Linked DNA regions of Mus musculus: all the other regions are linked to region 1. The links are chromatin loops, found by intact Hi-C in ENCODE. Cell type or tissue: left cerebral cortex. All regions are shown on one strand. Links, peaks and the distances in the headings refer to the core of each region. The heading gives the core; the rest is flanking DNA. Region 1 holds the start of Rab3c (RAB3C, member RAS oncogene family). Region 2 overlaps Rab3c (RAB3C, member RAS oncogene family). Region 3 overlaps Gm41058 (a long non-coding RNA gene). Region 4 overlaps Rab3c (RAB3C, member RAS oncogene family).

The links. Peaks named below come from ENCODE experiments on the same cell type or tissue, not always from the same donor. Only the 100,000 strongest peaks of a DNase experiment are listed, where the experiment ranks them.
Region 2: it touches region 1 in a loop (4-fold over the local background); 4 of 42 quality-filtered maps call a loop at or near these places.
Region 3: a loop joins it to region 1, with 3 times the contacts of the local background. A loop is called at or near these places in 3 of 42 quality-filtered maps.
Region 4: a loop joins it to region 1, with 2.0 times the contacts of the local background. A loop is called at or near these places in 4 of 42 quality-filtered maps.

The regions. Positions count from the first base shown.
Region 1 is chr13:110,275,568-110,283,147 of GRCm38, reverse strand. Rab3c (RAB3C, member RAS oncogene family) reads left to right here and starts at 2,942. Exons shown (of 5, transcript NM_023852.5): 1 at 2,942-3,153. The coding sequence starts at 3,130. In left cerebral cortex, for the core only: no CTCF peak of the experiment used is centred there; DNase peaks (open chromatin) are centred at 2,135, 2,914 and 3,913; H3K4me3 peaks cover 2,839 bases; H3K27ac peaks cover 945 bases.
Region 2 is chr13:110,059,866-110,067,445 of GRCm38, reverse strand. It overlaps Rab3c (RAB3C, member RAS oncogene family), which reads left to right. Exons shown (of 5, transcript NM_023852.5): 5 at 5,444-7,580. The coding sequence ends at 5,631. Among named protein-coding and RNA genes, the nearest start is that of Gm32881, 57 kb to the right of the region's middle. In left cerebral cortex, for the core only: a CTCF peak has its summit at 4,548 (motif pointing left); DNase peaks (open chromatin) are centred at 3,469, 4,520 and 4,894.
Region 3 is chr13:110,364,668-110,372,247 of GRCm38, reverse strand. The region is part of intron 1 of Gm41058 (a long non-coding RNA gene); the gene reads right to left. Among named protein-coding and RNA genes, the nearest start is that of Gm41058, 10 kb to the right of the region's middle. In left cerebral cortex, for the core only: a CTCF peak has its summit at 3,363 (motif pointing right); a DNase peak (open chromatin) is centred at 3,447.
Region 4 is chr13:110,072,475-110,080,054 of GRCm38, reverse strand. The region is part of intron 4 of Rab3c (RAB3C, member RAS oncogene family); the gene reads left to right. Among named protein-coding and RNA genes, the nearest start is that of Gm32881, 70 kb to the right of the region's middle. In left cerebral cortex, for the core only: no CTCF peak of the experiment used is centred there; a DNase peak (open chromatin) is centred at 4,253.

The DNA.
Region 1 (7,580 bases), core at 1,082-6,081:
AACATAATCGGTGGAGAGTCGTCTGCCATTTGGTTCCCAGACTGATAGATAGCATCTTGATTTCAAGCAAAATCAAAGGGCTCTGACTTCAGAGAGATATTCAGATGGTTTTCTGTTGTTTGTTTGTTTTTGTTTTTTGAGATAGGGTTTCTCTGTGTGTGTAGCTCTGGCTGTCCGGGAACTTTCTCTGTATACCAGCCTGGCCTTGAACTTACAGACATCAGCCTGACTCTGCCTCCCAAGTGCTGGTGTTAAAAGTGTATGTCACCACTACCTGGCAAGGTTAGCAAGCTCTGATCTTAAAAACCAAATCATGGTGCATGCACACAAGTGTGTATATTTATACAATAAATATATGTTAGAAAAATATACTGCTTTATATATATCTTAATAAGTTTTTAGAAGTTCTTCTGGAAGTTAGCTGTTATCAGGAAACATTTATTATTGCCATTTATTTTGTTATTAACTCTGATGGTTTGAATGAAAATGACTGCCATGGGCTCCTATGTTTGAATGATGGGTTCCCTGCTAGTGGAACTGTTTGAGAAGGATTGAAAGGATTAGGTGTGGCCTTGTTGAAGTGGGTATGGTTTTATTGGAGGAAGCCATGGCCAGACTTGTCCCCCAGACACCTGCAGATGAGAATGTAAAGCTCTCTGCTACTTTTCCAACACCGTATCTGTCTGCTGCCTGGTCTGATGCTCATGGATTAACCCTATAAAACTGTAAGCGAGCCAGCAGTTAAATATTCTCTTTTCTAAAACTGACATTGGCATAGTGTTTCTTCACAGCAGCAGAACAGAAACTAAGACAATAATGTATTTTTTTTCATTATATGAGATTTATTTATTTACTTATTATTTACTTATTTATTTTAGGTTTGTGTATGTGAAGTCAAGAGTTTGCCTCAAAACACACGTGGAAGTCCCAGAATGATTTGTTGGAGTCAGTTGTCGCCATCCACTATGTGGGTCTCGCCATCCACTATGTGGGTCTCAAGGACTGAACTCAGGTCATCAGACTTGGCAACAGACACCTTTGCACTGATCCGTCGCACTGGCCCTGTCTTCAGTTTGTAAGTTAATTTTCTGGACTCATCACATAACTCACCTAAGAGGTGATGGTTTCAAAATGTTCTTTTAAGTTGTTATGAAAATAAAAAATTCACCTAAGTGATACCACATGACATTCTCATTAATCAAAGATTAGAAGACAGATTTTTGAGAGAGAAAAAAAGAAAAAAAAGACCAGTGTGTGTGTATGTATGTGTGTGTGTGTGTGTGTGTGTGTGTGTGTGTGTTGCTATATCAGATATATACTGCACCATTGTTGCATATACAGAGATTTTAGAGGGAAATTCTGAGGTTTGTATCTTTGGAAAATGTATTTGGTATAAATCCTTTATAAGCAACGTTTGAGTTATAGCAAAAGAATTACTTGCATAAGAACTGCTGGGGAAGGTGTTTGTAGATAGATTCCCCAGACCTTTTGCCAACAGAATATCTGGCATGGGGCCTGGGAATATGAAGGATAATTCCCAAGACATGTTTCTAGCCCATTTAAGTCCCAGAACATCCTTTCTGCTGATCTATCTAAGGAGATGAAGTTCAAAGATGACTCGAATTAACCTTTGTATGACTGTCTGTGAATATCATGAGGGTTTCAACTTTGACTCTGCCTCTCATGTCATAAATCTGACATCTTGAAAAGGTGGGGGGGGGGTCACAGATAGCTTGCATTCTGGAGGGGAGAGGACTTGTCTCAGCGACGGACGACAAAAGTCCTCTCACACATTAGAAGTTGACAAAAGCACATAAATGTCCAGTTTAGAGACGTGAAGGTCATGGTATGAAACGTTCCAGGAGGAGAGTAATTGCAATATAAAAGGAATAGCTGCACGCGCGTTTAAGAAAGGACTGACCGGCTAACTTAATCTAGATCTCCCATCTCATTCCGTGAAGGTGCTCCAGGGCTCTGGTGATGAATGTGTTCATTTTGTGTGACTTGCTTTTGGTAAATAACCCAGTGCCCTATCAGCTCTGCAGCACTCAGGTAGTGTGTGTGCTGGGAGGGCTAGGGGAGGGGCCGCTTGGCACGGGCGCCCCTGGCACTTCTTAGGAGACTAGCAGCCTTTTCTTTGCAGCTGTCACTAGAAGACTTCTGGGTTTCCCTCTGAAAGAAAGCCCTCCATCTAAACCCGCTGTCCCTTCCATCCCTCATTTCGGTCTCGCAAACCACTCCTCCAAGCCTTTCCATTGTGCTCTTTCGCCTGCATAAGACCTTCATCTCCTTTGTAGTGGGGAGACTTACTTGAGGCTATCAGAACCTCCGGCTGCAATGGAGCTGTATGGAAAGGTAAACAGAAAGGAGTGCCTGGCGGGCTCAGTCAGAAATCTAGCTTTTGTGGATATGTGTGTGTGTGTGTGTGTGTGTGTGTGTGTGTGTGTGTTCGCGTTTGCGTGCGTGCCGATCTTCTCAATTCAGTCTTGCGGATGAACCGCTTTTCTTATGTGTGTGCCACCCACTGCCGTTTTCCCCGCACGATCGTTGAATAAGACTGTAAAACTACTCCACTCTGGGTAAGTATAAACTTTCCGGGTTCAGGATAGAGATAAGGTAAAGCCCATTTGCATTGGAAATTAGAACAAAGTGCTGCGTTTTCTAGCCAGAGAGATACAGTCTGGCTTCCAAAAGCGATACTGTGAAGAAAAAGTCCTAGTTTGGGATGAATTGGTGTTATTGTCGCTAGCGCTCTTTGAAGAAATGGTTAGGCAGGCTGAGAGCGAGAACAACCGGTGTAACTGGAAAGAAGGGAGGTTTCCACCGCCCAGTGCAGCTGGAGGGGCTAGCCCGAGGGAAATCTTTCTGGGTCTCTGGGAATTGTAGTTCACAATTTTCCCATTTGAGCATTTGCCTCTTAAGATTAGACTACAACTCCCAGAAGCTCACGGGGTCCCTGGCCAGAACGCTTGTGCGGAGTCAGGAGCGGACAGCTCCGGTGCTGATGTTGGAGCGGGCTACAGAGCCCCACGCGTGCGGAGTGTTGCGGGGAGCGCGCAGGCTGTGCACGCTTGACCAGGCTCCCGGACCAGCGCTGTCCTAGCAAGAGAGAAAGGACATTTGCCTACAATGAGACACGAGGCGCCCATGCAGGTGGGTCTACAAAGAAAGAAAGAATGGTCTCGGAGAAACTGAGAGGGTCTCTCTAGCAGCTCAGGGGACTTGATGAAAGATAGATAGGGTTGTTCATTTTCTTTCTGGGCTCCCTAGGAGGTTGAGTGTGGAAAATGAAAACACGAGCTAACAAAGTGAGGACAGCCCATCTCTTGTTGTCTTTGATGGTCTTGGCTTCCTGGGTTAGTGATAGCGGTGTGAACTGGAGAATTTTCTCACGAATTTACTGAGAGTTCTCCATCTCGACTGGGTAGAGCGAATTCAGCTTGGTTAAGGACATTAAGAAAGAAATGTCAGTGTCAGTATCCCCCAAAGTGGTCTAAAAAACAAGAAAGATAAAAGAAAAGAAAGGGCAAAAAAGATTAGGGTCCTAGTATCAGAGGTAAAGAGCAAACACATTCACAGTTATCTCAGAGCTATGACATCCTTGATCTATGTCTGCTTAACTGGCCGGAAACGTTTCGAGGACCCTCTCTTCCCCAGCATTCCTGTGATGAGGTGGCCATTCACTGTACCACTAGATTCCCCATTTTAATCACATTCTTCGGGTTTACTTCCTTCAGAAATGAAGAGTACCTCTTTTGGAGCTAGTCACCTAAGTTATGCTTTTAAGTAAAGACTAGTTTTGTTTCTCCTATCTGTGTACAATTGATTAAGGCTAAACATAAGTCTATGTTTGTTAGCCAAGCTAAAGACTTGTTTCTCCTATCTGTGTACAACTGATTAAGGCTAAACATAAGTCTATGTTTGTTAGCCAAGCTAAATGGGCTCATTGCATAACAGAGCGGCGTTTTATGAATGGGATGAGAAGATTAGAAAGCACTCCATTTGGAATGTGTTGCTTCCCTTCAGAATCCACCTCTGTTGGTAAACTCAGCAACATAAATATTTGACTATCCAGTCTCAAACATTCCCCATGGTTTCCTCCTGAATCAAGGACTTTATACATCTGCTTTCATTTACTTTTAATTTATTTTATGACTTTTATATACGTATTAAGGAATCCTAACTGGACGGTTAAATGAAAACACTATAGAATTTAATTGTTTTCAGGAGTATTATATAATGGAAGACCTCAAATTACATTAAGAGTTATTGAAAAATTGATTCGTTCCCAGGAATAGTGGGCCCTTTGTGTGACATCGGATATTTCTGTTTGTGAGTTAGCTTTTTATTATAGACCTTGTGTAAAATGAGTGTGGACAGACAATAAAGACTGTTGCAATCAGGGTCTATTAGCTTATGATAATTTCCCTTTCTGGAGGTGTTGCTAAGAGCCAACTAGCTGAATTAATAATATTTGATGATAAGTATATATTAGCAGTTGTCTTAAAAACTGTGTTTCCATACTTCACTGTGCACATTTACATCAAAATATGTTATGACTCCAAAATTTATGATTTTTCAATTATTTCAAAAATGAAAAATAATAATGTACATTAGAATTTAAAGTTGATGCTCTGAAATCTTTCTGTCAAAATGGCTATTGTATATTGATATTATTTTTCTGTGTTGCTTAGACTGTTTAGAAAGGTAATTAAATGTTATAGAACTATATGGAGTTATTGCTTTAGGACATATCTTAAATCATTGTGGGTATGCCCACTAGATATATACTAGGTATTGTAAAAGGTGTATTTCAATGAAAACTCTAATGGCAAATTAATGTAAAAATTAGGTAATGTGGACTTAATTTTCTGATAGATACAGGTACTTTTCTATTTATGGAATATTTTAATTCACTGAATTATATTTTTGGAATTTAATATATAGCCTCCCCAAAGCTATTGTGATTATGTCAGACTTGTGAAAAGTGTACTTATCCAAGAACACACATTCATTTCAATAGATTATTGTTATAGTGACTTCTATCATTTTCATATTTTTTAAATTATGTAATAATTCAGAGGATGAATATAACTTAGGTTTTCTTAAGCAGCAGTTACTCTGCTAGGATCCATTTTTCTAAACTAGAATCATATTCCATGTAATGTTGAGACACAATGATGCAACATTAGAAATACTGGAAATTCCTTTTTTCCTTTCAAACAATAAGCTGTACCATCATTCTAAACATATGCCCCAAGTGTTTCTTAACTTACATTTACAAAGGATGAGTCACAAGGCAAGCTTCATTTTATACTTCCCTTATCTCAGAGTTTTTCTCCTTTTTTGGAGTGTTTAGTTCAGTTGGTAATATGAAACAGAGTGAGCTTTTAGTTTATTGGCTAGCTTCCTAAGTATTATGGGGATTTTTAAATTCTGAAATAAAATTATTTGAAAAAAATGCACAAATGTCCATTATAAAGCATCCAACATTCTTATATAGATGCCTTTGTGCTCAGCTCATTATATTTATCTTTGATATTTGGATATTTTCTGCAGAACATTTCCCCCCAAGCTGATAGAAAATAAGGCAATATTGTTTCTCGAAGTGACGACCACAATGATGTGTGACGATAGCCTTCAGTGCTTGCATTGTCTTTCTAATTAGATAACCATGGATAGAACTTGCCAAATATGAGTTGGAAACATTAGTATGGGAGGTGGTCATTTCAGTCCTCTCCTTCAGCATATCAATAATTTCTGGGAGCCAAATGACACAGAGAAGAGTGGGCCTCGTGATTGAGGGCAAGACTTTGAGAACAACTTTAATACAGGAGCCAACCAAAAAAAAAAAAAAAAAAAACCCAGTCTAGTCAGTGCTTGGAGTCCAGATGCTACTAATATGCATGTATAAACCCTCAAATGAATTATGTATGAGGGCCAAAATACAAATAAATTGTAAAACTTTACAATCCACCATTACCGACTAGAAAGGAAGATTAATAGAGTTTATGAAGATTAAACAACTTCTCTAATATGAAAGAGTTCATATTCTTCCAGATCTTTATAAAGATCTCTTATCATTCCTCCTATTATTCTGATTTCTCCTGAAGGGATAAATGTGTGGTGTAAAAAATGAGGACACTGTGTATAAATGCTACTCAGTCATTTGGTTGGGAAAAAAGAAAAACATATTGGCTCTCTATTTTATGTTTATAGAATAAGCTTGTATAAACTAAACTAAATGTTTGAGAAGGGTCATTGTGTTTTAAAGGTTTTGCTGTCTATATTCTTTGTAATTTCTTTAGTCCCTTATGGGACTAAAGTGGAATTCATTTGTCTTTTACATTTAGCATTTAGCTTAGGTCTAGGTTTATCTGATAGAAGCAGAGCCTTTGTATTATTCAAGAAACGTATATGCTGAAGCAATGGGACAGAGTGGAAAGAATGGATTAAAGGTAAGCAGAAGTGAGAAAAGAATGTAGACATAGACCAAAAATGATAGGTAATTTGGGTCTAAGTATTACTGTTGCATTGTCTATAGAAAGGTTGTGATCTTCCTGTACTTTATTATTCATGAATGTCTCATTATTTTCATCCTCTGCAACCATTCATCTCATTTGTGCAATGAACTCTTAGTCCTTATCTTTTACAGGCACCAAGATTTGTGGCTGATGGTGGGGGAGACAGTCTTCTCTATTTCTTTTTGGCTTGTTGCTTAGGTAGCATACTTACAAAAATAGGAAGCAAAGAGATTTAACTTAAACAGCAAATAACTTTTGGTGCCACAAGGATGGGTTTCCATCTTTACTCTTTTAAAGTTCAATAACTTTTGGATTTAATGTGAAGTCACTTCTCAGGTGAAGAGTGAGAACTGCATTAGTCTATGGGTAAAGAAAGAAGTGTTTAGAAGGGAGTTGATAGGATGCTTATTTAGCAAAATAGTAGTAGACTTACTTCTAGAGCTCCCCAAGTACATGTTCTTGGCCAGATGTACAGCACTAGTCATTAGTTCCCTGCAGTGGACTAAGCCTTAAAGTCAATAATAAAAAGCTGTTGGTTACATCTATAACATTCACACCATTATTGCATTCATAGATGCTTCTTGCCAGACCAGTTTTGTGGTTTGTAGGACTCACAGATTTATGAGATGGATAATGACTTCCCTTCTCCAGTAGCCTGAGTAGTATCTTCCAGTATAGTGAAAGATATCAAGCAGGGGGAAGCTACAAATCAGGATTAGCTTGGTTCATCTAAGTCTTTATAAAAATGTAGTATCTTCAGCAACAATCGTCTTACCATCAAGTTCTTATGGATTCAGAAGAGCAATGCCAATAATCTGCATTGCTTTGCGAGCCCCTGGACCTGGCCACATGACCAGTTAGTTGAAGGGATGTGTCGCATATCTTGGGAATGACCAAGATCTCACTATGGAACCCAGAGATGTCTTGAACTTGAGAGCCTTCCAATGCAGGGTTTGTAAACCACAGTCTTGGCTTTGCTTGCCAATTTTCCTGGATAGCTCCCAGTGTTGTTGATGTTGACTTAGAACAGCCCACTGCCTTTAGCCATTTCTCTTA
Region 2 (7,580 bases), core at 1,695-6,694, 220 kb after region 1:
GAAAGACCTGTCCACTCTGTGGTCTATTTATATCAACTTTAGCCTTGGGCCGGGCTCCTGTTCCAAATTCTGGCTGCTTTCCTTGGCCATTCTTCAGGGAAGTGGGTCAAATTCTCATCTCCTCCCACTCCTAAAGTCTGTCTCATGGCTGGCTCCCCAATATGGGACTAGCTAAAATGACAGTTGGTCCTGCTGCTCTGAAGTCCTTACTTCTGGCCCAACTGTCACCTGCCTGGCATCGTGATTGCCTTTCTCCCACAGCTCTGGTTCATCCTATTCCATGGGAAAATTGAGGAGGAAGCTGTGTAGTCGCAACCCAAATGAAGAAAGAACCCATTTGTAATGGAAAAGGTGGCAAGAATGTAAGCTATTGACAGCTAGGGATGAAATGATGCACTAAAGTACAGTTTGGGGTGTTATGGGGGATGGGGGCACAGTGATGGTTTTTCTTTCAAATTTAAAAGGTTAGAGAGCCCAACCAGTGTTCAAGACTTCTGTCCTGTCATGGCTTACACAGGATTATCACAGTAGGGCGCTGTGACATTTCAGTTCTCCTCATGACAGAGTGGCAGCCTAGAGCCTGCCACCTTCAGTGATCAGCATGCTTTGGGCCTCATGGCCCTGCTTGCTTCCCTGTGTGTAGGAGTCTGGAAAGGTCCCAGGCTTCTCTGTGCTTTGTTCCAGGGACATTTAAGGAACAGGGTAAAGAACCACGCCAGCAAGCCAGACCTGTGTCACTCTCCACAAGGCCCAGGATGTGTGATGTCTCTGCTCACCAGCAGAGTCCTTCCAGATAGTCATTTGCTCTTTCAGCTGTCCAAAGGCAAATAGTTTAATTTAAACCATGTCTGGGCATCCCTATCATTGGTTTTAGAAAGGGAAGGAGTTGTTCTGTCTAAGTCAGGTCTGGAGAACCCCAAGGTAGGGGTGTGCTGGCTGAGGCAGGTACTCTTCTGAGTCCAGAGCAGGGATGCCTCTGCCAGAGAGCAGTTGGGAGGAAAAAAAAAGACTAAGAACTCACCCATGTTTCACTAAGCCTGTCCACCACTTGCCTGATAAAGCCACATGCATGCTAAAGTTACTAATTACAGACCGTGCAGCATAAGGGGCAGGTGTTCAGAGCAAGGAGCAGTAGCCTACTTCTCAGGGGACCTGAAACGGTAGCCTACTTCTCGGGGGACCTGTCAGAGTCCACAGTCAGCTTGCTACATCATCTTGGTCTGCTTCTTTGCTCCTGATGAACTAACAGCAGCATCCTTGGCAGTGTGCAGGAGACAATCTCCAGGGTTTTGTAGGACTGTTTGCCAGGCTTCTTTGACTGATGCCGGACTTCTGATGATGATGGTGTGTGTGGATGTAAAGGTAAGGTTTTCTGAGAACAAGCCTATTAGGTAGTAGCTAAGGTAAAAAGACCAAGACACTGGGGTGTAATAACCAGAAAGCCCAAGGAGTTACTATAAGAATAAAGACTCCAGTGTTTGCATTTGTCGTTGTAAGTTAGGCCGCAATTTTAAACATGCTTGGACACAGGGATGGGACAGGGATGGCTTCTCACAGAGAAATTTTACCTTGTGATTCAAATGGAGACAGAAGTCCATGATAGACCCCCATTTCCCCCAGATCTACACAACTCAATGACACCATACTAAAGGCTGTAGTGTTGACCTTGTGCTCCCACTCTTTGAACTCTGTGTTTTAGGATAAATAGATTTAGGCTGCTGGTCACTGAAAACCAGTTTTATTTTCGGAACGCTTTGTAGCTGTTCTTCTCTAGTTCATAGGGAGATGTGGCTTTTGTAATCCCACGGTGTATTTTTAAGCTGTTAAACAACTGGACTGTTAGGTTCACTGGCACTCTTAAAGCCCATGTAAGTCACCTTCGAATTATTTAAATTAATGAAATTGTGTGTGAATTAGTAACTACTCATTACCCTAGAACTGATCAATTAACTGCAACAAAACTGTAGCTGCCTTCTTCGGGGTACCTAGAAAGGCAGGGAAGGCTAATGGGTACTCTCTGTCTCTACCATTTCCCAGCCAATCATGGGAAGGCTTAAACAAATCACTCATCCATTTTCCACCTTCATTTTCTTATCTGAAAAGTAGACAAATTAATAGCCCTTGCTCAAGGACAAAGTGAGTTAAAATGTTCCCAGGGCTCTCAATATTCTCCTAGACTACACAAACGCCAGCGTGGGGTCACTGACGCTGCTCTCCTTGCCCTTCCCAGTTTGTTTGGCCCCTTCACCCACATTTTCCCACTTGAGAGCCATGATAATGCTATAGGACAGGCAGAGCAAACACCATAAATTATGAAAGTGAGTGCGGAAGCCATAATTTTCTCATGGTGACAGATCTAGTGTGTCAGACCAGCAAGGTAGCTCAGTACATAACGGAGCCTGCTGCTAAACCCCATGCCCTGAGTTCAATTCCCAGACCCACATGGTGGGAAAGAACAGACTCTTGCTTACCATCCTGTTCTCCACATATGTGTTTCATACATGCAAATTACATACATATCTGACCACATACAATATATAAAAAATAAACAAACAAACATACAGAAACAGTGAAGATTTTTTTAAAATCTAGCATGTTAACGGTGGGCTGCCAAGGTACTTGGGCCAATAAGCCCCCACACTCTCACCATATCACGGCCTCCTCACCATGCTGAGGAAAGAGTGTTCTTATAATGTGAAGGGCTCCTAGACACTCTCTCCTGAGTCCCAGGATCCCACGGTGTCTTAGGGTTTTACTACTGTGAACAGACACCATGACCAAGGCAACTCTTATAAGGACAACATTTGATTGAGGCTGGCTTACAAGTTCAGAGGATCAGTACATTAGCATCAAGGCGGGAAGCATGGCAGCATCCAGGCAGGCATGGTGCAGGAGGAGCAGAGAGTTCTACATCTTCATCTGAAGGCTGCTAGCAGAATACTGACTTCCAGGCAGCTAGGGTGAGGGTCTTTTAGCCCACGCCCACAGTGACACACCTACTCCAACAGGGCCACACCTTCTAATAGTGCCACTTCCTGGTCTGAGCATATACAAATCATCACATACAGAAAGGGATGGAAATTGAGAACATTTTGGATTCTGTGATCAGAGATCACGTTACTGTTCCCAACTTGCGCACCATCATCCTAGGGTGACCTCATAACCAGATAACGGAGTTACATTTAATAAAGGGGGGTGGGAGCCTGTATCTTTCAGCAATGGCTCAGTGCTTCATGTTCTGCCCTTTCCCAGACGCTCACATGTAAAAGAAGCACCCGCTGAAACGATGATAGAACCGAAACTTGTCCCAGATTTGCCCCAAATTTCAGAATTATTTTCCTCCAAAGTTTCATTCAGAGGTCTCACATCTCCGGTGTGGTTTTGGAATCTTCTGGAATGATGCCCAACCCTACTAATTCTGGGACAAAAACACTAGCACCTAGAAAATAGCAAGCAAAGAGCTCTGATGAGTAAGCAATGACATCGAGCAGAGGGTGCCTGTCCTGCCCTGCCCTGGGTCCATCAGGAACGTAAATGATCCAGCTGTAGGGAATGCACCAGCTTTAGAAAAATCAGCACTGTCCACACCACCTGGCCTTGCCTATAGGTAAATTTCTACTCTAAGAGAACGGCGTGATCACTGTGCAGACACAAAACAATAAAAAAAGAAATAGAAGCCAAAGGTAGACTGAAATACCTTGCACTGTTTCCTAGGACTTTAATCTGCTAATGATCTGTCTCCTGAGTCTGGCTGTTGCTCGGATCCTAACAGAGCTGCAGTCAAAATGTAACTTGGGTTTAATCATCCAATCAACAGTAGTGTCAAAAACTTAGAAATTTTAACTTATGAAAATCATTTATTTTTTTTCCTTTCAATTCCCTTCAAGAAAACAAGTATTTCTTAGTTATTAAAGGGATGTGGACATAGATGCGAAGCAGTGGACTGTGCTTTTCATTTTGGTCCCAGGAGCCAGGCATTCACTGGATTTAATCATTTTGAATCTTTGTGTCTCCTCTGAGATAGGGCCAGATGTAACCAGAAGGATTTATAGGGTGTAAAATTGAGAATGGATTAAAAAAGGCTCTCTGTGTTCTGCCCAGCACATCCTAAATCAACATTCCCCCCGGTGGACCAGACCAATCTCCGGCTGGCCAATTGGGGCAGTTGCCATAGCAACTGACAGGCAAGCACAGCCGGTAGAATGGGAATGCGAACAATGGAATGATAACATTGTGTGCAGAGCTGCATTCTGAGATGGCTTCCAGACAGCCGCATCCTGGAAGTGGGGTTTGCCCACCCTCCTTGTGCCATGGTTCCCACCTTCTTGTATTTTTGCTGCTCAATTAAAATTTATTGTTTTCTTTCCTATTCAAAAACTTTACTGCCATAAATAGTACTGGTGAGAAGGAAATCTGCCCCCACCAGAAAGCTGAAACAGCGTTACAAAGACTGCAGGGTTATTGCATTAACACTCAGTTCAAATACCCAGAGATTGAAGGAGGTCTACGGTAACTCCTGTGATTCTTTAGCGCCACCTAGTGTCCTGCTAGATACTACTTGGTCCCATGACTGGACAGGGAAAAAAGAACAGGATTGAATAGGAAATTCGTAGTCCCTCTTCTGATAGAATATGCACAGGACCTTTTCTAAATCTTTTGTTCAAAAACGTTAATAACTTTGACATAATACAGCAATGAGAGAAGAATGGAAGTCATGTCAGTTTTAGAGAAGACTTTAAAAGACTACACGGCGACCAGACAAAAAATCCTCAGGTTTTTTGTCTAAGGCGTCTCACTTTTCTCCAAAAAGTCAGCCTTGAAGCTGAACACAACAATTCACACCAAGGTGGCCAGGAGTCAGAACAAGGGATAACCCTGAATAATATAGCACCCGAGGATACAGGATAAGTTCCAGTAACGGACTTACACCAACTAAACCCCGCCCCAACCCCTCACTGCCTAGCAATAATGTCATCGAGGGGGTGAGTCACTGATTAAGTCAGAGTCCACAGCATCTAGTTGGGCCTGGAAAAGCAGTCGCAGACACGCCCCATGCTTTGCTCTTAATCCAGCCAAGTCAACAAAGATGTATGAGCACACCAGAGGCGGGAGCAAGGAGTCAGGATGAGAGGACTGGCTGGTGAGGGTTCCTAATGATACTACTACTGTTAACTCTTGATTTCCTCTCAGAAAATCTCTCTGCCGTTGCAGACATCATGAATGAATCAGTAGAGACAAATAAAATGAGTATCATCAACCCCTCTTTATAACTCTCTGCTCTGGTCAGTGGGTAGCGCTTCTTGTCCAGCAGTCATCTCCGGTCTAAGAAATCGCACCCATCTCCCACCGCTGCCTTTGCCCCATCGACATTCAAAACCGCAACTGAGTCCATTGGACTTCAGAAACGTGAAATGATGGGCCTGTTTCTGTGTGTTTCCTGCAGGGTTTGAGTTTTTTGAAACCAGCGCCAAGGATAACATCAACGTGAAGCAAACCTTCGAGCGCCTCGTAGATATCATTTGTGACAAAATGTCAGAGAGCTTGGAGACCGACCCAGCCATCACAGCGGCAAAGCAGAGCACGAGGCTCAAGGAGACCCCTCCTCCACCACAGCCCAACTGTGGCTGCTAATGTCCCCCACACAGGAGCTCCAAGGGGCTCCAGAGCAGCCAAGAAGCAGCATTGATAAATGGTCTATTAGCCTTCGATTATACTGCCTAATAATTATTTGAAGGAAGTCTTTGATGGCAGTGGCCCATATATGCATTCAAACCGTGAGCAATTTCCTGTGTTAATATGTGGCAAACTTGCTCTTATATTTGTAAGGATCATTCATCTATAAACACCTGCTACTTGCATGTAACTTATCATTTATTTGTCTTTCATAATCTTTTTGGGGGGTGCAACCTTTTTCTCAATTAAGCTATTGCAGAAACTACAGACTATAATTTTACTGCAAATAACTTTCATGCCACGGATTCATATCATGCTTTTCATTTGTATGGATGATAACCTAGAGTCCCTTTGTGTGTGCGCATGTGTGTGTGTGTGTGTGTGTGTGTGTGTGTGTGCGCGCGGGCGCGTGCGTGCTGTGACCAAGGAGTGATGTCAGGAAACTTAGTTTTGCCTTTGTCTAAAAAGAAAGTGGGACTTTTGCTCTTGATTGGAGACCCCATCACAGGTCTGGGCAGTGTACCAGTAGGAAATGTATATATATATATATATATTGCACTTTTGTTAATAATATCAGAAGGGTGTGTTGACTTTGAAAAACATTGAGGGATTGGGTACAGGGTCATTCAGGAGGCTGAGGCAGGAAGATAATGAGTTAAAGTAGCTACAAACCATACAACTCGATCATGGGATAAAGAAAAAGTAAAGAAAATGAAATCCAGGCCCTTGCAAGTTTTCTTGAACCACATCAACACTAAGGGAGCTTTGCAGGCCTGACTGCCGGGATTCTTGCCCATGATTCTGCTCATCTCTGCGTGCTTGAGAGCAATTACTACTACAGAAGGGATGTGACTAGCTGTGGCATTCCATGACCTGAGTGACCTCCATCCCTTAACGACTTGTCTCACACCACAAAACACCACCATGGCTCTCTGGAACCCCCACCAATTCTGAACTCGAAATTGGCTTGAAACTTTGTTAGTGCCCCTCTTCCTATAAAAGGTAGGCCAACATTTCAACCACTGTTCTCTGCTCCACTTTAACTAAGCCTTCCCCCCTCTTTAGGAGGCAATTAGGTAACCTTTCCATGAGTCCTGACTGAGGGGGAAAAACCATTTTTTATAACCATATTTTTCAGAGGATTTATAATTCTAAAAGTTACATAAGTCTCTAGACATGCTTAAGATAAACAGATCATAGAGGTGAGCGGTCCAGAAAATTGATGAGCCATGGCGGTTGAAGAGAGGGGTGAGACCCTTGAATATCCTGTCCTCTCTTCTAGGTTTTCTGAAGACCATATAGAAATAATATGCAAAAATCCCGGTTGTGGTGGTGCCTACTCTTGATCCCAGCATTCTGGAGGCAGAGGTAGGCAGATCTCTGAGTTTCAGGCTAGAATGTTCTACAGAGTGAGTTCTAGGATAGCAAAGGCTACACAGGGAAACCTGCTTAAAAAAAAAGGAGGAGGAGGAGGAAGAGGAGGAGGAGGAGAAGGAGAAGGAGAAGGAGAAGGAGAAGGAGAAGGAGAAGGAGAAGGAGAAGGAGAAGGAGAAGGAGAAGGAGAAGGAGAAGGAGAAGGAGAAGAAGAAGAAGAAGAAGAAGAAGAAGAAGAAGAAGAAGAAGAAGAAGAAGAAGAAGAAGAAGAAGAAGAAGAAGAAGAAATAATAGAAAAACAACTCTTAACCTCTGTGCCAAATGCCAAGAGAAATCTCTCTGCCTTCCAGAAGTCTTTGCGGCAAGGATCTTAGGAAGGCACCAGTTTGAAGGACAGAACAGTTTCGTGAGGCAGACATTTTCCCTTTTTGGTAGTTGTGTAAAAGATCCACCCTTCCCTTGGGCGAGGCTGCTGACAGGCTAGTGTGTGCATGTTTTCTTCTCATGTGCTTAGTTGCAAACTTATAAATTAG
Region 3 (7,580 bases), core at 1,460-6,459, 89 kb before region 1:
AAAAAGGAGATGGAAATCTGAAGATCACTTTGACATCAGACATGGAGATGCAGAGTTTGGAGTTTGTCCAGCTGGTTTCCTATTTTGATTTGGGCATTACAGTTAAGAGATTAGATGGCTCTCAGAGGAGACTTTGAACTTTGGACTTTTAACATTGTTGAGATTGCTATAGACTAGAACTTTGGAAGTTGAACTAAATGTATTTGGCATTATGCTATGTTTAGGTATAGCTCCCATAGACTCATATGTTTGAACAAGTCTATGGGGACCAGGGAGTGGAATGTGATGGTGTGTACATGCTTGGTCCAGGGAGTGGCACCATTAGGAGGTGTGGCCTTGTTAGGTGTGCCAATGTGGGTGTGGGCTTTACTACCCTAGTCCTAGCTGCCTGGAAGTGAGCATTCTGCTAGCAGCCTTCAGATGAAGATGTAGAACTCTTGGCTCTGCTTGCATCATGCCCACCTAGACACTACCATGTTCCCAATTCTATAATGAACTGAAACTCTGAACCCGTAAGCCAGACCCAATTAAATGTTGTCCTTATAAGAGTTGCCTTGGTCATGGTATCTGTGCACAGCAGTAAAACCCTAAGTAAGACAATCACTAACTGAGAAAATGCCTTACTGCTGGATCTCATGAATGCATTTTTTTTTCCTCTACTGAGGCTCCTTTTTCTCTGATGACTCTAGCTTGTGTCAAATTGACACACAAATCCAGCCAATACAGTTATCATAATGTCTGTCTCAGCCTGTTGCTTGTTGGTATACAGAAAGGTCACTAGGTCTTTGTAAGTTAATTTTGTAGCTTGTCATTTTGCTGAAATAGTCCATCTCTTCTGAAGGATTTTTGGAGGAAATTTTGGGATCTCTTATGTACAATATCATCTGCAGATAGAATGGTTTGACTTCGTCTCCCTTTTGTTCTAACTCCATCCTCTGCTTTTGGTGCTTGAATTGCTGCTTCAAGGACTTTATTAAAATTGGTTGGGTATGGTGAAGATCCCTGTCTCGTTCTTTATTTTAATGGGTCTATATTTTAATTTCTAATTGTTTATTTAAGATGATGTTGGTTATGATTTTGTCAGGCAGCCTTTATTATTCTGAGCTGTGTTGCCCCAGTCCTATTTTTTTCCTAGAACTTTTATCATTAAGGGTGTGAGATTTTGTCAGCAGTCTTTTCTACACCTATTGAGATGAGTGGGATTTGCATGATTTGTTACATGTATTGACTTATGTTGAATGTCTGGCATCAAGCCAACTTGACCATGGTGGTTGACCAATATTCAGTTTTCCCATATGTTCCAATATTCAGTTTTTAAGTGTTTTGATGAGGAATCTTGCATCTATATCCACCAGGGAAGTCAGAAGGTAAGTTCTTTTTTTGTTGTTGTATGTTCGCCTGGCTTGGCTATTAGAGTAATACTGGCTTCAGAGAAGTTTGGGAATGTTCCTTTTGAAGATAGATACTGCACACATCAATTTGCTATGATCTGCTTTGTGTGTCAGTATGTAATCTGTTTTCCAGAAGCTCCAGTGTGTTTTTTTTTTAGTAGAATTGTATATTCTTTGATGTCTGGGTAGAATATTTTGTAGATTTCTGCTATAATTACCTGTATTATCTCGGAAACTCCTTTAATCTTATGACAAATATCCAGAGCACCATGAAAGTAGTGCATAATTTTAAATATTATTTAAATAGGAAGACTGTAAATCTAAAAAGTGAAATCCTGAGAGTTTGAAGTCAGGAAGGGTGAGAAAAAGCTGGGGTGGTGGTGGAGCAGAGCTAGAAGCAAAAGAGTAGCTAGAAAATCCTCCAGGAGGCAAAATGATAATATCAACAGAGAGCAAGATCTGCCACACGTGATGGTAATGCACACAGAGTCAGTTAGTGGTATAAATTCTTGAATAAAGTATGCAAGGATGATGAAGAAATAGAATGCCAGCTAGTATCCTCTCCAGCAGAATCCATGGAGCACTGTCATGGAGCGCATGGAGCATTGTCTGGAGCCCATGGAGCACTGTCATGGAGCCCATGGAGCACTGTCTGGGGCCCATGGAGCACTGTCAGGGAGCCCATGGAGCACTGTCATGGAGCCCATGGAACACTGTCATGGAGCCCATGGAGCACTGTCATGGAGCCCATGGAACACTGTCATGGGGCCCATGGACCACTGTCATGGAGTCCATGGAGCATGGTCATGGAGTCCATGGAACACTGTTTGGGGCCCATGGAGCACTGTCATGGAGCCCATGGAACACTGTCGGGCCCATGGAGCACTGTCAGGGAGCCCATGGAGCACTGTCAGGGAACCCATGGAGCACTGTCAGGGAGCCCATGGAACACTGTCATGGAGCCATGGAGCATTGTCATGGAGTCCATGGAGCCCATGGAGCACTGTCATGGAGCCCATGGAGACTGTCACAGAGCCTATGGTGCTGTTGACTGTGAAAAGATCAGTTCCAGATGTCAGACTGGGAATCCTGTGAAGACAAATGTAGTACAGAGAGGGGAAGGGATTCACCTTCAGGATGAGGAAGGCAATTCTGCTGATCTCTGGATTTCTGATGCAAAGGAGATTGGAGAGGAGTAGGTAGGCAGTCTCCCTGTGGGTGAGGATCTGTGAACACTGCATAGTGCCAGGAGTGAGGTTGGTGGAGAGCAGAGGCTAGGAGTGGCTGCTTGGTGAATACACCAAAAGACTTCCAAACAGAAGAGTCCACTGCTTTAGAATGCTTGCCCGTCCCAATATTCTTATGAGTTATGGCTGTTTTGCTTTTGTTGTTTTGAGACAAGGTACCTCTATGCAGTCCAGGCTGGCCTTGAGCTCACAGCTTCTCCTGCTTCTCATTCTCTGGTGCTGGGATGAAAAGCATGTGCTTTAATCCTGGCTTATGAGGTTTCAAGTATAATTTTATCACTAAATGATGCCCTCCGCAAAGGCCATCGTACTTTTAAAATTTCCCCTAGTGATTAAGGAATAAAGAACATTCCCCACTCCCCAAGTAATGAATCAAAAGGTAAAGAGATCAAAAAATGGTGTGAATAAAGGATGCTATGGTCAATCTCTCTTGATGCTATAAGAAATGCAGTGTTTTCTGTATCTAAGTGGGGTAACTGTGGGGCCATTTTACCAGTCCAAGGTGGCTTACTAAAAGTCCTTAGGGTACTAATATTTTGAGGCAGTCTGTCCACCGTCAAGTAAAACAGCTAAAATTGTCATTTACACAACATCGATCAAGTGGTGCCCATCCAGGGTCCCATGGCTTGTGAAGATCCATTGCACACAAGTCATAGTCACTATAAAGGTGGTGTGACAAGTGGTCACACGCAAAAGCACCTAAGGCCAAGCCATAGTTTTCATCCAGCAGAGGGCAGCATTCTCTAACTGTCTGCCGTTAGGTCCTTTTCATCCAGCAGAGGGCAGCATTCTCTAACTGTCTGCCGTTAGGTCCTTTTCATCCAGCAGAGGGCAGCATTCTCTAACTGTCTGCCGTTAGGTCCTTTTCATCCAGCAGAGGGCAGCATTCTCTGTCTGCCGTTAGGTCCTTTTCAAAGCACACAAGCACTTTCTAGAATAGATTTTCTGCCACATGTAATATAGGTGTTAAAGATAAGCAAAGCCAGAGACTTGGGAAATGATAACAACAGTTCTATCAGTAAGAAATTATTTCAATCAAGAGTATAATCCAGTGTGAAGTGAATTCAAACATGATTTGCACAGAGCTGCCTGGACCTTTGAAATGGAGAACAAGCAACCAGGAAGAGGTGAACATAGTTTTAATACAGTCAGGGAAATAACAACATTACAAAAGGCAGCAAGGAATGTTGGTCTACGTGAGACTCACCCAGGTTTGCTACTGGGACCATTGAAACTTAGGCTCCTGTGCTAAGTCCTGTCTTAGGTGTTGGCTGGGACAGTAGAACTTCTTTTTGCAGCTTTGAGTTTCAGCAGAAAGGCACATTAGGAGAGGCTAGCTCAAGCTACAGATGTGGTCATGACTTGTTAGGAACGTGTTAGTGTCTTAAGTCTTTCTAGGCCAACAGTGATATCTGCAGAGAAAGACTAAGAGAGGCCAAGCTAGAGTTTGCACCAAGAGGGAATTTCATCACGGGGTAGGGTGTTGATAAGAGGGTGTTATCAGTAGGAAAGTGTTGGTGTTTCTTAACAACTTATTGACTGCAATTCTATTTTGGTTGTTCCTAATGACCCCAACATAATTGGGAGACAAATAGAAAACAATAACTCTCTCTCCCTCCCCCTCCCTCTCCATCTCCCCCTCCCCCTCCCTCTCATTTCTTGTCTCTTCTGGTTTTTCTCTCTAGTCTCTTGTATCTCTCTCTGGTCTCTCCCTCTGATCTCTTCTCTCTCTCCCTCTCTCTCTGGCTCTGGTTTCTCTCTTTAGTCTCTCTCTGCTCTCTCTCTCTCTCTCTCTCTCTCTCACACACACACACACACACACACACACTTCTCAATTCTCATATCTCTCTAATTTCTCATTTCTTGTTGCTCTCTGTCTCCCTCCCTCCTTCCCTCCTTCCCTCCCTCTCCCTCTCCATCCCAGCACTTTTCGAATAGCCACCATGTACTCGTACCCTGCGCTTGTTCTTCTTTCAGTCAAAGCTCCATGCTGCCCCTTGGAAACCCATGCACACTGGTGGTGCTGTGTGTGTGGTGCCACTCTTCTTGCTCCTCAGCCTCTCTGTGGCTAAGCTAACTTTGCCCTGCCCACCAGAGCACTATAGCAGCAGCAGCTGCAGCTCTAGAGGCTTGCTGAAGGCTTGGCTTTACTCAGGCCAGTGGTCTGATGTGGGGCAGTGAGGCAGCCTTCCTGCTGTTCTGCCAACTGTAAATATCTGAATGTACAGCTTCAGGCACCTCCCAGGTGGAGCAGGGGCGACAGGAAGAGGAGAGACTGTGTACAGAGGCATTTTTTCTGCCTTTGGCTCCAAACCACACCACAATTGTATTGTGACCAAAGAATGATATACACAAAGGCGGTCACAGAAAGCACTTGTGTGCCCACTAAGCAGTATGAGAAATAAAAAGATTACCAATGATATTAAATCTGTGCTATCCTTAGTCACATAGATCCCTCCCGATGAAGCCACTTTCAGTGTTGGTTCTTTCTGTTGAAATAAGAGCATACATGGAGTTTATGTATATCCTAAGACAGCTCATGGGCACAGGGTAAAACAAAACAACACCAACAACAATAACAACAACACCACCAACAACAAAACCTAAAACACCAATGAGTAAAAGCACGGAGTGTCAGCCACAGTTTAGTTGAGAACAACAGACTCCATTCGGGCTAATTTTGCCCCAGCGAGTGTGATACAGACATTTATTTACATTGTTTTGTGTTAGTGTTGTGCTGTCTGGGTCAGCTGAAGGCCCCTCCACTCTGAACATGGCTTCTCTAAAAGCCACTCATAGAAGCTGAAGATCCAAAGCAAACACAGACCACATGGGTGCTCAGACAACTACCTGAGGATTTGTGTTTCTTATGGAACTTTCTAGAAGTTCCTGCTAGCACTGGCACCTGCTGGAGAGAAGTGTAAGCTCTCTATCAGCTGCTCCAGCCTGCAGCCACGCCCCATCTGCGGCTTCTTTGGTTGTTCGTTTTTGGTTTGGTTTTGCTAAAAGCTGCATCTTGGGTAAGGCTCTTGCCATGCCCACACTAACAAAGCCTACACTTGCTCTCTAGTTTCTCCAGGCTTACTTACAGGCCATGCTTAATTATAAAGCTGTATTTCATAGAACACAAAATGATAGCTAAAGACTCTAGATGCTGCCTATTCTAGAAAGAAGGATGGTAAATACCATGGGGTAGGATAAAATTGGGGTTTCTGGTGCAATGCTAATTGTCTTAGGTTTTATATTGCTGTGAAGAGACACCATGACCACACAACCCTTATAAAGGAAAACATTTAATTGGGGCTAGCTTATAGGTTCAGAGTTTTGGTCCATTATCATCATGGAGGAAGCATGGCTCAATGCAGGCAGACAGGGTGTTGGAGAAGAACCTGAGAGTTCCAAATCTGCATCCATAGGCAGAAAGAAGAGACAGTGAGCCACTGGGCCTGGCTTGAGCTTTGGAAACCTCAAACACCCACCCTCTGGGACACACTTCCTTCAACAAGGCCAGGCCTAATCCAACAAGGTCATACCTACTCCAATACTGCCAATCCCTATGAGTCTGTGGGGGGGGCATTTTCATTCAAACCACTAAAATGATCATTAGTTTCTTTACCTGAGGTGTTGATACATCTATTTTTTTTTTTACAAATTGTTACCTAGACTTTCTCTTTATCTATGTGTATATAAATATCTGTATTTGTGCAAATATGTCATATATCAATTTATACACATCTTTAATACCCCACCCCAAAATAAATAATTTTAACTCAAGGTTTACTCTCCTAAAATAGTCTTTATATTTTTCATTGCTTTAAACTGTCCTTTATTGAACCTCTTCCATATAAAGTAACGAGAACTCTGAAAAGGGAGACTAGTGGACAGGGTAAAGACAGTTCTCATGACGTTAGCACTAAGTTCACAAGGGGCTAAAGGTGCAAACACAAATGCCAAAGGACCAGGAAGTGCACCATGGTGCTAGAAAATCAAAAGAGGCTGGCAGGCAAGTGTCTGCATGCAAAGGGGTGGCATGCATTGACTATACATGTGTGATGCAGGAAAGTTTTGTTATCAGCGTGTACTCAGGGTGGTGACTGAGTTAGGGGAAATTATGTGGCTGCATGACATATGACATACATACACACATGCATACATATGTGCACATGAGGCAGAAAGAGAGGTAGACACAGAAAGAGAGACAGACAGACCTACAGAGACACAGAGAGGGGTGGGTACTTCATACTGAGGTCTTCTGTACCCGGGGATGAGTACTGAAGAGAAAGGCCAAATGGCAAGGGAGATGTAAAGGGTGACCTGGAAGACATTATGGGAAAGAAAACAGGTCATGCTGAGTCTCTGGGAGGAAAGAGCTGGAGATGTTTGGGGAGCAAAGCATAGCAGGTAGGGAAGAGATATGGGGACAATACAGTGGCAGGAGACAGAGGCTTATCATGGAAGGCCTTCTAATCCATAAAAGAGTGGCACACGGGGGAAAGTAGATTAATTCTAAGACTACCAAGAGCGTCTTAATCGTAGGTGACGTGGTCTGACTAATACTTAAGAAATGCTGCTCATTTAGTTTTGGGGATGCAATACAGAGAGATAACAAGATAGGAGGAAAACTTGAAAGAGGCTGCAATGGTTGCTTCGACAAAAGATGGGGTGGTGTGTAGAGCAAGCCCTTGCCTGAAAGCCTTTAGTATTCTGGTGGGCAACCTCTACTAAAGCAAGCAACCCTGTCCAGCTAGAACCAAACAGGAGGTCGTTTCCACAGTTCCCCACAGTAGCAACAAGGATCACAGGGGCCCCATTTTGAACACAGTGTAACCTGTGAACTGCACACAAGATTTTATTTCTGGGTTTCATGTCCTTGACACTCAGCTCCTCCATGCTCTATCTCCTTGATTATTTCCTGAACCTTCTCTGACTTCATAAAAGCCCA
Region 4 (7,580 bases), core at 1,391-6,390, 200 kb after region 1:
CTGGGGTTTCAAATGAATTTATCAGCACCATCACAAACTAACTGCTGACCTTCAAGTTTCAAAGTTAATCCCTAGGAAGTTATAGTATAAACAAAAACATTTGTAGTATCATTTTATACTAACTTTTAAATTTTTATTAGACATTTTCTTCATTTACATTTCAAATGCTATCCCAAAAGTCCCCCATATTCCCCCCCCCCACTTCCCTACCCTCCCACTCCCACTTCTTGGCCCTGGCATTCCCCTGTACTGGGGCATATAAAGTTTACAAGAACAAAGGGCCTCTCTTCCCAATGATGGCCAACTAGGCCATCTTCTGCTACATATGCAGCTAGAGACACAAGCTCTGGGGGTACTGATTAGTTCATATTGTTGTTCCTTCTATAGGGTTGCAGACCCCTTCAGCTCCTTGGATACTTTATCTACCTCCTCCATTAGGGTCCCTGTGTTCCAACCAATAGATGACTGTGAGCATCCACTTCTGTATTTGCCAGGCACTGGCATAGCCTCACACGAGACATGAGCAGAGTGTCTGAAGAGAGTGAACTACTGCTCAAGCTGAACATGACTCTGTGTCTGACACTATTCAACATTTTAACATTTAATCTATTAGAGCATAGCCTAGAACAACATAGGAAATGCTTTGCACTTTTAATTTACATAGTTAGGTTTTCTCTATTAGAAACAGACTCTGGCAGAATGTCACTTTTTATATCTGTGAATTCTAAGTCACATATACTCATTTGATAACTCATGGTTTGAGTAGACCGTCCATTCATTTTTTAAAAGAGGAGAAGGTAAAGCCGTAGGATGGGGTATTCTTTCACACAGCGGCATTTCTGGATGTGTGAGGTAGGACAAGCAGAATGTCATTGTTTTCCTGGAGATATAGAGAAATATATATATATATATATATATATATATATATATAGATAGATAGATAGATAGAGAGAGAGAGCTAACGAATGGGATTTGCCTCTGTGGACTGTTTCTCTACCATCAAAGACAAGAGTTGGTCACACTGGCCATGGGGTTTGAGTGTCCTTGAAGACAAGAGAACTGAAGGATGTGAAGTATCACTGACATCCAGATGGGAAAGTCTCCCTCTGGACTTCGGTAACCTTGACTCTGGTGGGAGCTGAGCTGGAATGACCCCCAATGGTACTGATTTTGACTTTAGCATCCTCATATATTTCCCTGAAAACCTAGGCTGCCATTGCTAGCCAAGGTAGGAAAGAGAATGGAGGGAGCTGTATGTGAAGTTGTCTACTTGTGGGATCTCTGAGCTTTGGGGATCCCTAGGCTAACCCTAAGGAACTCCCACCAGGGAAAGTTATCATAGCCATCTATCCCCAGGGCTAAGTTCTGCTCCATACACAATAACCTTAAAATAACCTCGAATTATGGAATAGATTTTTACTGAATTTACTTTCATCTTAAAATCCAGGAGGGAATTCAGGTGTGCGTGGCTAGTAAGCCTACTTAAACTCTTCTCCCGGGTCCTGTGATCTTCCAGTGATCCCATAATCCTGGGAAAGAAGCCAGGAATGGTTTCGTTGTTACTAAGAAAGAATCCTCCTAAATACAATCTTACTCGTGCTCAAATTTTCTCCTTCAAAATATATCCATCAAACTGGTACAGACAGTTTCAAGGAGACTTGGGGAGATCCAAAGAAAGAGAGTGTGGGCTGAGATGTTATTTATTAATCCAGTAAGGATGCAGAGAAATCCACTGAACCTTGATTAAAACCCATCAAACTAAAACCAGTAGGCAAGTGTTCTTACTAAACAGCCATTAGAGTCACACTATATATTCTTGATGGACATGGGAGAGTGATGCTTCGAAATAAAATTTGGGAACATGACACAGAATTATTTTCATTTATTCATTCATTCATTCATTCATTCATTTATTCAACCTTTAAGTTTTCCATTCAGTATTGTCAAGCACTCGTCACTAGAAAATTCTAGACTCCAAAGGGACACAATCACTTCATTTTTTTATTTATTCAGTTTACATCCTGCTCACTGCCTCCTACCAGTCACTCCCTCCCACAATCCTTGCCCCCACACCCCATCCCTCCTCCCTTTCTCCTCTGCATGGTGGGAGGACCCCTGGATATCCCCCCACCCTGGCACATCAAGTCTATGCAGAGCTAGGAGCATCCTCTCACACTGAGGCCAGACAAGGCATCCCAGATAGAAGAACATATCCCAAGAACTAGCCACAGGTTTTGGAATAGCCCCCACTCCAGTACACAATGACTTTTATAAGCCAGTCTATAGGTCTCCAACAGAATTAAAGACAAGTGTTAGAGGAGGTCAGGATATTAAGAACATGCCCATCCAGGGGCATGGAGGAAGGCCACGTTGAGAGTGTTTGCTGCAGGCTTGAAGACAGAAAATAGAATTTTCATGCATAGGCAAGGAGGTGGTGGCACCTTTATGAAGAAGAACCTGTGTGCTAAAGAGGCAAACCCGTGAAAAGATGACATATCAATGAGAGGCCATTTACCACTGAAGACACTGGAATTGGCTCTACTGGTTCTCACGAACCAGTGCTGGAGTTGAAAGAACAGGGTGGCAAGAGTGGATTTCATTTTGGACTAAGTAAAAAGGTAGCATTCCTAAAAGTAGGGTGTTTTTAATGTCAGGCAGCGTATAGGGAAAATTATTATACATACTTACCCGTATCTCAACATCAGTTTTTCAGATCTTAAATATGTTGTTCCAGCAGTACACTATATAAATTATAAAAGTAGTCTTCATGTATTAGGATAGTGTTGAATCTTCTAAAAGCTGGGTTATATAATAGTAGGTAATCTGCTGACACCACTGGTTAAACAGTAGATTGGAGGTAATGGACAGGAAGCATGGAATCCATCAGGAGTGGAGCATAGCACGGGAACATGGCCAGGGCATAAATCAGGACAACAGCATTACTCAGGGGACATTAAAAAAAAATCAGGCCAGCTCTCGATCGATGATAGATATAGATGTGTGTGTGTGTGTGTGTGTGTGTGTGTGTACGTGTATCACATCAGAAAAATCAGGATCTCTGAAATGGAGCATATTCTAGTTTGCTTTCTATTGCTGTGATAAACACCATGACCGAAAGTAACTTAAGGAAGAGTTGACTTGGCATAGCAGTTACAGTCAGCCATCAAGGAAAGCAGAGGCAGGAACCGAAGGCAGGAACTGAAGCAGAGACCATATTGGCTAACTTTCGGCCTTGCTTCTTCTGGCTTGCTCAGATACCTTTTGCATACAATCCAGGCCAACCTCCCTAGAGTAGTACTAGCCATGGTAGGCTGGGCCTTCCTAGGTCAATTAGCAATCAAGAAAATGGCCCACAGCCACACACAGAGGCCAGTCTGATGGAAGGAATTGTTCCAACGAGATTCTCTCTTCTCAAGCACACCTACATTTCTGTCAAGTTGGCAACAGCTGTGAGATACCATCCCTTGTTGACTGAATACACAAACGCATCTCTAAAGCTACAGCAGCTGGAGAAATGCATGCATCCCTGATGGCGGACTCCCTCCAAGATAACAGTCAGGTGGCATCTGAAGGTTTCATGGCTTTGACTTGAGAGTTTCAGGATGCTGGATCCTTGGAGGCCCTTTAGCCAGATGAGGATTCTATGTGTTGCAAGTAGCCACCGACCTAGTTCTTTTCTATGAAATTCACTTCAATTCTAAAAAGTTGGCTCCATTAAGTCTATTCCTGTATGACATAAGAAGTGTATATAAAAACGAAAGATGAATCTTAAGAACGAGCCACCAAGCCTCTCTGTGCACACATTAACTCTTTCTAAAGTAAAAGATGCTGCTGTTGTACACACACACACACACACACACACACACACACACACAACTAATCCAGTGCCATAAGCATCAGCTTCTCATTACAGTGTTAAGTTCTGCACACCAAGGACCATTTAATAATCTCAGCACCAACTCCAAAGAAGCACAAGCAGCCTGTGACAGACATGCTCCCCTTCCGTCCTTTTTCAAGCTCAGGCCATACCACTGCCTCCGGGCACGCCAGTTTAATGAAGGATAATTTTTTTTCCTTCAGTTTTTTTTTTAATTATTTTCTCCTTGGGCCTGCAAAACAATTGCACACTAAAGCAGGTTGAGTCGTCAGCAACTGTAATGAGGCTACAGCATCGCCCCGTGCCTATTTTTAAAACTCCAACCACCTGCTCCACATTCGCACTGACTGCTCTTCAGCAGTTTTTAAAGATTTATCTAAATCTTAATTGCCGGTGTTTAGGAAAGAACAGGGATTGCCAACTTCTGGATTTGGCAAGGAGTCGCAGCAATGCTATTTAAATGTTCTGAGTACCTGGCTGCACGGAGCCGTCTGTGGAAAAGTGCAGACACCCTACCATTATTTCCGCTGGCTCACATTCTTTCTGGCTAAGGTTTCCCAGGAGGTAGAAAACAGATCAAGGATACTCTAATGTGTTGGATATACTTAGATAGGCTTACAACCATGTATGAAAAAGGGACAGCTCCTGCATCCACCTTTTCCTAGTCCTTTGAGTTTGCCCTGTTATTAGCCTCATCTATGTCTCGTAACTCTCTGTCTTCCTTATTGGCAGCTGGAATTTAATCCTCAGAAAATACTCTTTTTTTTTTTCAAGACAGGGTTTCTCTGTATACCCCTGGCTGTCCTGGAACTCACTTTGTAGACCAGGCTGGCCTCGAACTCAGAAATTCGCCTGCCTCTGCGTATTTCTCCCGAGTGCTGGGATTAAAGGCGTGTGCCACCACGCCTGGCAGAAAATACTCTTGATGAACGGAGAGGCTGTACATTCCATGCATCCCACATTGCTCAGGATGGTCCAGCTGGTGCTCATTCATCTCCCAGTAAGCATCGATAGCACTCAGTTCACGCTCAAAGTAGCTCACTTTGAATGAGAGGCAATATGGAGGCTTGGCTGGTGATACCACACCCTGTAGGATCATAAGTGGCATACCCAATTTGCTCTTATATGTCAGGTCTCAAACTCTTAGACTACCCATGGAAAGACTTTTCAAGACCTTGGCAAAGCCCTGTTCTAATCATCATTGGTTTACTCAACAGAGCTAACCTGTGAAGCCCTTTCTTGGAAGAAAAAAAAAAAATCTTACTACTTCAAATCTCCACAACATTCGGCCGCCTAGGAAGCCCCCATCCCCTCCAAGAGCCACAGAGTAGAAAACTATATTTTTGCTAGAGAGATTCCAGTCTTTCATCCTGCTTAGCCCATCTCACAAATGTCCCCATCCTCTTGATTTCCTACTCTCACGCAGAACCCACCTTGGCTCCTTATCTCAGAGTAATCTGCCTGCTGTGCCTTTCTCAATGCTACACCCAGATCTAACCCGTGCAGCATTTAAAGTATGAATGAATGAATGAATGAATCCAGTTCGAGGTGAGAAAGGTCTGTATAAACTACTGACTTCCAGTTTCTTTTTCTCACAACACAAAAGTGTTAAGAACAATGTTACTAAAATTTTAAAGCTGAATATAAGAAATGTAAACTGTCTCATTTTAATTACCAGCACTGAAAAAGAAAAGAAAGGAAAACAAACAAGCCTCGACTCTTCTAAATCAGTTTGGTGTGTTTGGTTTTGGAACTCAAAAGGGCTCAAATCCAGGATGGGCTAAGACACCTGGCAGGGGTCCAGATCTGTTTATTAGCTTTGCACCCTGGTTGGTGTGATTTTTCCTTTTCTCAAGGTAAAATTATCATAACTGACAGTGGTAGATAATAAATCCCACCAACTAAACTCACGGGGGACTGATTTCTAATTAAAAATGCTTATTATTATTTGCCTCCAAGAAATGTAAATGCCCCACATTTGTAACTGCAGATGTAGTTGACTTAAACGTGGTATTATTATGTCCCAGTAAACCTATCAGTAATTTGAAAACATCGGAGGCTACCAATGCATTCAATATGCTTAGCCTACAAACAGCATGCCTCTTTCTTTGACATGTTCATTCCAGTTAAATCAGTCTGCATCCAACATAAATCCTATTCTATATTAATCTTGGATCTCTCATGTAATTTACTGAATACTGTTCTGACATTTAGAAGAAGCACCATTTTTTCTAAACGTTTAAAGTAAACAAATTGTCAGCCAAACCATCCCGATGATGGCTTCTCACTTATTTCTTATTCTAGTGGTTGCCTCTAGTGACAGGCTCATGACATTAAGGGAACGCTGTTGAGCAGGACAGGCTCACTCATCCTCTCAATCGCACAGACAAAGCTGTGCGTCCGTCCATGTAGTTTCATCCAGACCCGGTCTCCGCTATTCTGCACTGCAGGAGTCTGAGGCTGTGTTTATTCCTTTTCCTTCCCCTTCAGGAAGTTCAGCGCCATCATCCTCTGATGGTCTCACCTTGGAAACTTGTGGCTTATTAGATCACAGGGAGAGAGAGAGAGAGAGAGAGAGAGAGAGAGAGAGAGAGAGAGAGAGAGAATGCCCTCCATGTTGGGAATTTGAGAGACACCCTTATTCCTTTATGGATCTGTGAAAGGGTCCCAGTCTCACCAGAAGTCATTTGTGAATGTTATGTGGGGAGAGTTGCTTTCTGCAGAATGTTAACCCTGCGTACTTTGTGGCGCTTCCTAACTTTGTTCTCAACAGGGGACTTTCTCTAGTCTCTGAAACCCAAGTCCTAGCACGAAGCTCTGTTTGATGCTGGCATATGCTTCATCCCCCATGTACATAGAAACCGTGGTATTTCGTCTGTGAAAGCCATTCATGGAAACGTCCCTGCTCCGGCTAGATCACACACCCTATCCTGACTTTCTCTTCTGCCCTTAACTGTAATTAGTTTCCAATCACCTGGATTGGCAGCCTCTGACAAGGAAGCAGTTGTTTGTTTAAAGGAAGAATTCTAAAGATGGCAAATTTTCATCTCCATCTCCTCTGTTCTAGGAGAACAAAGACAAAAAAAAAAAGTCTAAATATAAACCATCAAGAGAACATATGAATTAACTGAATTCTTCAGAATTTATCACCATGAAAAATAAATGCATTTAAATAATGCTTTGTGCAGCTCTCTGTGTCTGCTCTGGACAGAATGAACTGCCTGCGAATGGAGCTAGAGTCAGATTTTCTGGGGAATTTTCTGACTTTTAGAAACTGCAATTATGGTAAATTTGGTTAAAATATCAAATCCAGTTGCACCAAAAATGTCTTTATGAAAGCCATCCCTTTGTAAAATAAACATATGCAAATCAGAATTCCTGAGCATTAAAGCATGTTGCTCAGGCTAGCTAAGAGTCTCCACCACTGTTTTTATGAGGCCAACAGAGATTATTCCATTGTCTTTGGGCCTAAACCTGCCAGAAGACATAAAAGTCATTAGGAATGTTCTGGAGGAAAGTGCCTGGGGCTGTGGAAACAGACTCTAATCTTTGCCATGGTTTTCTACATGTGCAACATGTCTACACCGCTCTACTAGAAAGTGAATATTTTAAAGGTGCTACTTCACAGTACTGTCTGGATCCAAAGCAATGGAAACCAATGTGAATAGCATAGCACAGCAATCTTTACATGGTGCTCCACAAA